2 separate regions of the Homo sapiens genome follow, and region 2 is linked to region 1. The links are chromatin contacts, found by Hi-C or POLR2A ChIA-PET in ENCODE. All regions are on one chromosome and are shown on one strand. The core of a region is the stretch at or near the end of the contact, and the rest is flanking DNA. Distances in the headings are between cores, read along the strand shown.

What was found. Hi-C counts contacts between places; a loop is a spot of excess contacts on that map. ChIA-PET counts read pairs that join two places held with the same protein, here RNA polymerase II (POLR2A). Pooled maps may share reads with other maps.
Region 2: a loop to region 1 is called in a pooled map, with 2.0 times the contacts of the local background. The contact joins the promoter of HSALR1 here to the promoter of IL17C in region 1. A Hi-C loop is called at or near these places in 1 of 37 single-sample maps with no recorded cell type and 2 of 50 pooled maps. POLR2A ChIA-PET finds 5 or more read pairs at or near these places in 2 of 52 experiments (Panc1 and activated B cell).

What each region holds. Positions count from the first base shown.
Region 1 is chr16:88,636,961-88,640,442 of GRCh38, reverse strand. IL17C (interleukin 17C) reads right to left here and starts at 1,871. Exons shown (of 3, transcript NM_013278.4): 1 at 1,796-1,871; 2 at 1,134-1,462; 3 at 1-629. The coding sequence starts at 1,801. The coding sequence ends at 371. LOC124903755 (a long non-coding RNA gene) reads right to left here. Exons shown (of 2, transcript XR_007065181.1): 2 at 3,009-3,482.
Region 2 is chr16:88,729,205-88,732,686 of GRCh38, reverse strand. HSALR1 (HSP90AB1 associated lncRNA 1) reads right to left here and starts at 1,507. Exons shown (of 3, transcript NR_103774.1): 1 at 1,239-1,507. It overlaps PIEZO1 (piezo type mechanosensitive ion channel component 1 (Er blood group)), which reads left to right. Exons shown (of 51, transcript NM_001142864.4): 20 at 1-80; 21 at 152-352; 22 at 777-981.

The sequences.
Region 1 (3,482 bases), core at 622-3,121:
TACACTTAAATAATTGTTTAAGAAACAGGGGTACTTCCAAGGAGGTTGGGAAGAGGCAGCCTGCGGGGGCCTGAGGCCAGTGATAGGGTAAGGGAAGCCGGGAGCAGGACAGGGAGCCAAGGTACAGGCAGCCGTGTGACACCTTTTCTGCAGCTTTAAGGGCTGGAAGAGGTGCTGAGCTCCTTCTACCCCCAACTACTGAGGCTGGAGATGAGGAGAACAGTGGGGGGCTGTCCTCCAGACACGGGGAATGCCCAGACCCCAAGGGTAGTGTTGGGGGAGGCATATAAATAACAATAAATACACATAAATAGGGGGTGCCCTCTGGGGAGCACACGTGTCCAGTCTAGGGGCCCCACGGCCTCGGCGGTCACACTGAACGGGGCAGCACGCAGGTGCAGCCGACGGGGACGTGGATGAACTCGGTGTGGAAGGCAAAGGCCCCAGGTGTGGGGAGCCCCGAGCCGTCGCGGGAGCAGGGCCGGCGGCGCAGCACCAGCAGGCTCTGGAGCAGCCGCACGGAGTTGAGCGCAGCTGTCTCGCGGCCCGTCCGTGCATCGATACAGCCTCTGCACAGGCACTCGGCGAAGGCCAGCTTCTGTGGATAGCGGTCCTCATCCGTGTCCACACTGCGGGACGGGGTGCACAGTGAGTCTCTGGCCCTACCCTGTCCTCCTGGAGGCCCCTCTCCCCTCAGGGCCCCTCTCCGTGTACTCAGGATAGGACCTGAGGCAGCGAGGGCTGAGCCACACGGGCTTGGGGTGCAGTCGGGCTCACATGTGGTGGTAATCCACGTCTCCCCAGGGCCCTCCAAGAGCACAGAGCAGGGTCCGGAGGCCTCTAGGAGCCTCCCTTCCACTTCATCACCCAGCCCCACTTCTGCAGGAGCTCAGGTGACGGGCCCAGAATTTCCCCAGGGGACCCTGGCCACCTAGGACAGTGGGAGGCAGGGCACGGCCAGCCGCAAGCAGCAGCTCAGCCGTCCAGGTCAGGAGGGCCGGAGGGAGGGAGCTCAGGTGGCCACGCCCACTTGACAGGTGAGAACCACCAAGGCCCAGAGAGCTCTCCGGGCAGTCAGGGCCCCGCCAGGGGAGGGGCAGCCCCACGCCACAGCGGAATCCCCAGGTCCTCACCGGTATCTCCAGGGTGAGATGGAGCGCTGGTGGGTGTCTGCCTCCAACACCTCCTCCGGCCGCAGCACCGGGCACTGGGTCGTAGCTGAGGGCCTCTCGTGCCTCCCCCTGTGGCTTGCTGCCTCCAGGCTGGACACCAGGGCTACAGGCAAAGCCTGCCCCCACTTGGCACCTCGAGCCAGCAGGTGTGGGGGGGCCTGGCCGAGGGGCAGTTCCTCAGCCGAGTAGCAGTGTGGGGTACCGTGACTGTGGGGGTGCCCCCTGAGGGAGGGGTCATGGTGGGCCAGGCATGTGTGCAGCCAGGTCAGAAACAGGAGGCCGGGGAGGAGCTGGTGAAACAGGCAGGTGGGTGGTTAGGAGGTGCCCAGGGCAGGGGGCACCTCACTTCCACCTCAGCTTTCCTTGTTCCCAGCGGAAAGATGGAGTACAGCCCTCCCTCTATAGATGGGGAAACTGAAGCCCAGAGAGGCTAGCCCTTCAGCCCAAGACACCCAGCATGCCAGCGCTCCGAGGATCTGCAGCTGCCTCCCCTACCCCCAGACTGAGGGGTTTCCCAGACCCCATCCCAACACCCTCCTCCCAGGCTCAGAGAACCCCAGCCCTTCCATGCCAGGCTGCACATCCAAGCAGCATCCATCCGAGCGGCATGTGGAGAGGCTCACCGTCATGGTGGCGGCAGCGGGGCAGGCTGGGCTTGGAGCGGCCTGCACACCTGGCGGCAATCCCACAGGTGCACCTGGCCATGCACCTGGCAGCAGCCGCTCTTATACCTGAGGCCACACCTGGGGGAAATTCCGGCACCACTTCCTCCTCGGGAAGTGCCCAGCTGGGGCGCTTCTTCCTTCTCTGGTCCCCGCAGCCCCCGCCTGCTGTGCATCAGGACACAGACATGCAAGGAGGCCCCGGGAGGCGCTGTCCTGTTACCCCCCTCCCCCGAGAGAGACTCCGCCCAACCTGAGCACCTACACAGGGTGCTGCCTTGTCTGACATTCTCAAACTTTTTTTTTTTTTTTGAGACAGGGTCTTGCTGTCACCCGAGCTGGAGGGAAATGGTGCTGTCCCAGCTCACTGCAACCTCCACATCCCAGGTTCAAGCGATTCTCCTGCCTCAGGCTTCCGAGTAGCTGGGATTACAGGCACCCCCCACCATGCCTGGCTAATTTTTGTATTTTTAGTACAGACAGGGTTTTGCCATATCGGCCAGGCTGGTCTGAGGCTCCTGACCTCAAGTGATCTGCTCGCCTTGGCCTCCCAAAGTGCTGGGATTACAGGAGTGAGCCACTGCGCCCAGCCTTGAACCTCCTATAAGAGGGTTTCTGCTTGCGTATCCGTCAGCACCTTGCTGATTCAACTTGTAGGTTTTCATCTGGACCTGATGGTGGCGGGGCGCTTTTGCACCCTATACAGTTCTTCTCCGTCTGCTGCTGGTGGGTGCCAAGGGTGGTTCAGTGTTTTAGCTGAGATGGTCAAGATCAGGTGAGGCTCACGTGCCCCCTTCACCCAGGTGGGAGAGGTCCCGGAGATGGGGGAGGCAGGCACGTCTTCAGGTCTCTGTTGGGTTTCTGTGTTGTTTTTTTTTTTGTTGTTTTTTTGAGGCGGAGTCTGACTCTGTCGCCCAGGCGGGGAGTACAGTGGTGCGATCTCGGCTCACTACAAGCTCAGCTTCCTGGGTTCACGCCATTCTCCTGCCTCAGCCTGCCGGGTAGCTGGGACTACAGGCGCCCGCCACCACACCTGGCTAATTTTTTTGTATTTTTAGTAGAGACGGGGTTTCACCATGTTAGCCAGGATGGTCTCGATCTCCTGACCTCGTGATCTGCCCACCTCGGCCTCGCAAAGTGCTGGGATCACAGGCATGAGTCACTGCACCCGGCCTGGGCTTCTGTGGTTTTATTGAGAAAAAAGTTCAAGCTAAAAAGTCTGAGTTGGAGGTGTGAGGAGTGAGGTGTGAGGTGTGAATGAGGCATGAGGCGTGAGGCGTGAGGTGTGAGGTGTGACCAGCACACACAGGAAGCTTTATGTAAGCGGGGCCGGGAGCTGCCTTTGGCCTCCTTGATCGGTGAGGCTGGCTGGGGGTGGGGGCGCTGGAGGTGCCTTTGTTTCCCCGGAAAGGGACAGCTGCAGCCAGAACTTGGGAAGGTTTGAATGCCGGGGGTTTGACGTCATCCTGAGGAGGGTTGTCCTGGAGTCCCCAGGGCCCCTGGCCACATCAGAGGTGGGGGAATCTGTCCGCCCTGGTCCCCTCAGCTTCGGGGTGAGGGCGGGAGGGAGGGTGCTTGTGTGCCCCCAGCCTTTCCTCCCCTGCCGCGGTGCAGATGTGTTCCACGGAGGTGTCCTCTAAGCTGAAAA
Region 2 (3,482 bases), core at 258-2,757, 93 kb before region 1:
CCCTGCTGTACCGGGGGCCCGTGGACCCTGCCAACTGGTTTGGGGTGCGGAAAGGGTTCCCCAACCTGGGCTACATCCAGGTGAGTTGAAGGGCTGGTGGGCGGCTGGGCGGGCGAGTACCCGGCTGCCCCCTGACCCTTGCCCTCCGCAGAACCACCTGCAAGTGCTGCTGCTGCTGGTATTCGAGGCCATCGTGTACCGGCGCCAGGAGCACTACCGCCGGCAGCACCAGCTGGCCCCGCTGCCTGCCCAGGCCGTGTTTGCCAGCGGCACCCGCCAGCAGCTGGACCAGGATCTGCTCGGCTGCCTCAAGTACTTCATCAACTTCTTCTTCTACAAATTCGGGCTGGAGGTGAGGCAAGGACATTGCCTCCCCCTGGGGCAGGGCTTGGCCTTCGGGAGGGAGGGACGGCTGCACCGTGCAGGCACCGCAAGCCTGGCCCCACCTGGGTTTGCCTGGGCCACAGAGGGTGGGGGACTCAGGGCCAGGCACGGCTTCCCTGGACTCCTGTGGTGTGTCGGTGCTGACAACAGGCAGGGGGCCAAGTTAGATCTGCTCTACTGTACAGCCCACCTCCTGGAGCCTCAGTTTCCCCTGCACGATGGCAACTGCCAGCCACTCCTGCCCTCTTGACAGCGCCGCTGGCCCTGTCCTTGCTTGATGCCCGCAGCCTCCAGGCAGGGCTGCTGCAAGCCTGAGGCCTGCTGGGTGGGACAAGAAAGTCCCTCCCCCCAGACTCAGTGCATCCCCACACCCCGCCCTCTCCCCTCCCCAGATCTGCTTCCTGATGGCCGTGAACGTGATCGGGCAGCGCATGAACTTTCTGGTGACCCTGCACGGTTGCTGGCTGGTGGCCATCCTCACCCGCAGGCACCGCCAGGCCATTGCCCGCCTCTGGCCCAACTACTGCCTCTTCCTGGCGCTGTTCCTGCTGTACCAGTACCTGCTGTGCCTGGGGATGCCCCCGGCCCTGTGCATTGGTGAGGGGCACGTGGCTTGGGTGGGAGTGGGCTTTGTGGCTTTGTGGATGCCCGTGGGGGTGTTTCCCGCCTGCCCCAGACTCCTGTCCACCCTCCTAGACTTAGCCTTGGCCTCCTCCAGTCCCTCCTCTCTGCTCCACATCCTACCCAGGCGCCATCACCTGCATCCTGTCTCTCGGGGGCGGCCTGGCCCCCTCCAGGCTCTGCTGTTCTCTTTTCCTTTTTTGCCCAGTATTCTATCTTGAAATATTTCAAACCTTCAGGAAAGTTGTGAGTCACACAAGGAGCACTGCGTCCTCTCCGGGCCCCGTGCGGGTCGGCCGTGATGCCTCACACCCAAGTGCTGCCTCGAGCATGCGTCTCCTGGGTGAGGGTGTCTGAGCCCACAGCCCCACACCCGTGGTCCCGTCTCCTGGCAGTGCCATCGTCAAACGTGTCCTCTGCATTCAAACAGCCCCGGCCTCAGCACCCTTCTTTGTGGCCATTTGGTTTTCAGACGGGATCTGGTCTGATGTTTGCTCTAGTCTCTTGTCTTGGGTCTAAGCCGCCCCCGCCTCTCCTGTCTCTTGGGAAGTTCCGGAGGGAGGCCGGTAGCGTTGCTGACGCCGTGAGACTGGATTTGCGTGGCTGTCCTGGTGCTGCAGGTCTGCTCAAGGCACACAGCACCCTGCGGTCTGAGATGGGGAGTCACATTTGTGCACGTGGCCGGCTCAGGGGCGTCCCACCTGCCCCACAGTGGCACCCAGCCTGTTGGCACTGGTGGGCTGTGTGGGGTCAGCCTTGTGGTTTTACGAAACAGACTTTCTCTCTGCTGTCTCTGTGTGTCTGTCAGCTGGGATTCCCATCAAGGACAGCTGCCATTTGTTACTGGCTGCTTTCCAAGAATTCTGTCATCCGCAGACCCTGGGCCTCCCCTCTGCTGAGTGGGTCCTGGCCCCTCCGGCCACACACTGTTACATCATCTCCCCGTATTTGGCTGGGCATGGTGGTTCACGCCTGTGATGCCAGCACTTTGGGAGGCTGAGGCAGGAGCATCCCTTGAGGCCAGGAGTTTGAAACCACTCTGGTCAACATAGCAAGAACCCTTTTTTTTTTTTTTTTTTTTTTTGAGATGGAGTCTTGCTCTGTCACCCAGGCTGGAGTACACTGGCACAATCTCGGCTCACTGCAGCCTCCGCCTCCCGGGTTCAAGCAATTCTCCTGTCTCAGCCTCCCTCGTGGCTAGGATTACAGGCAAGCACCACCAGGCCCGGCTAATTTTTGTATTTTTAGTAGAGACGGGGTTTCACCATCTTGGCCAGGCTGGTCTTGAACTCCTGACCTCAGGTGATCCACCCGCCTCCCAAATTACAGGCCTCCCTCCTGGGATTACAGGCGTGAGCTGCCACGCCCGGCCCCGTCTTGTTTTCTGCTCCCAGGCGCTGCTGCCTCATCTTCTGCTACCCAGGCCCAGCCTTGTGCTCACAGCCATTGCTCCAGGGAGCCCAATCGAGTTCTAGGAGCGTGAGGTTTAGAGCCCGGGGTCTGGGCGCTGGGTGTGCCTGTTGCTACAGGGCTGCCTCAGCCTCTGGGCCCTCCAGCTCTTCCTTGTTGAAACATCTGCTTTCGAGCATCACCGAGGCCAGCTCCCCGTCTCCTGTCCACCTCTTCCTTGTTGAAATACCTGCTATCAAGCGTCACCTAGGCCAGCTCCCCTTCTTCTGCCTCCTTCCACGCGGCTGCGCCATGCAGTCGCCATCCTGTGAGATCAGCATGTCCTGGGTTCCCCAACATCGAGGGTAACTTTGTTTTTGTATCGTGAGGTTCCCTCTGTGGCAGATGGGGCTGTGGGTTCAGCATGTCCTGGGTTCCCCAGCATCGAGGGTCACTTTGTTTTTGGGTCGCGAGGTTCCCTCTGTGGCAGATGGGGCTGTGGGTTCAGCATGTCCTGGGTTCCCCAGCATCGAGGGTCACTTTGTTTTTGTGTCGCGAGGTTCCCTCTGTGGCAGATGGGGCTGTGGGTTCAGCATGTCCTGGGTTCCCCAGCATCGAGGGTCACTTTGTTTTTGGGTCGCGAGGTTCCCTCTGTGGCAGATGGGGGCTGTGGGTTCAGAATGTCCTGGGTTCCCCAGCATCGAGGGTCACTTTGTTTTTGGGTCACGAGGTTCCCTCTGTGGCAGATGGGGCTGTGGGTTCAGCATGTCCTGGGTTCCCCAGCATCGAGGGTCACTTTGTTTTTGTGTCGCGAGGTTCCCTCTGTGGCAGATGGGGCTGTGAGATCAGCATGTCCTGGGTTCCCCAACATCGAGGGTCACTTTGTTTTTGGGTCGCGAGGTTCCCTCTGTGGCAGATGGGGCTGTGGGTTCAGCATGTCCTGGGTTCCCCAGCATCGAGGGTCACTTTGTTTTTGGGTCGCGAGGTTCCCTCTGTGGCAGATGGGGCTGTGGGTTCAGCATGTCCTGGGTTCCCCAGCATCGAGGGTCACTTTGTTTTTGGGTCGCGAGGTTCCCTCTGTGGCAGAT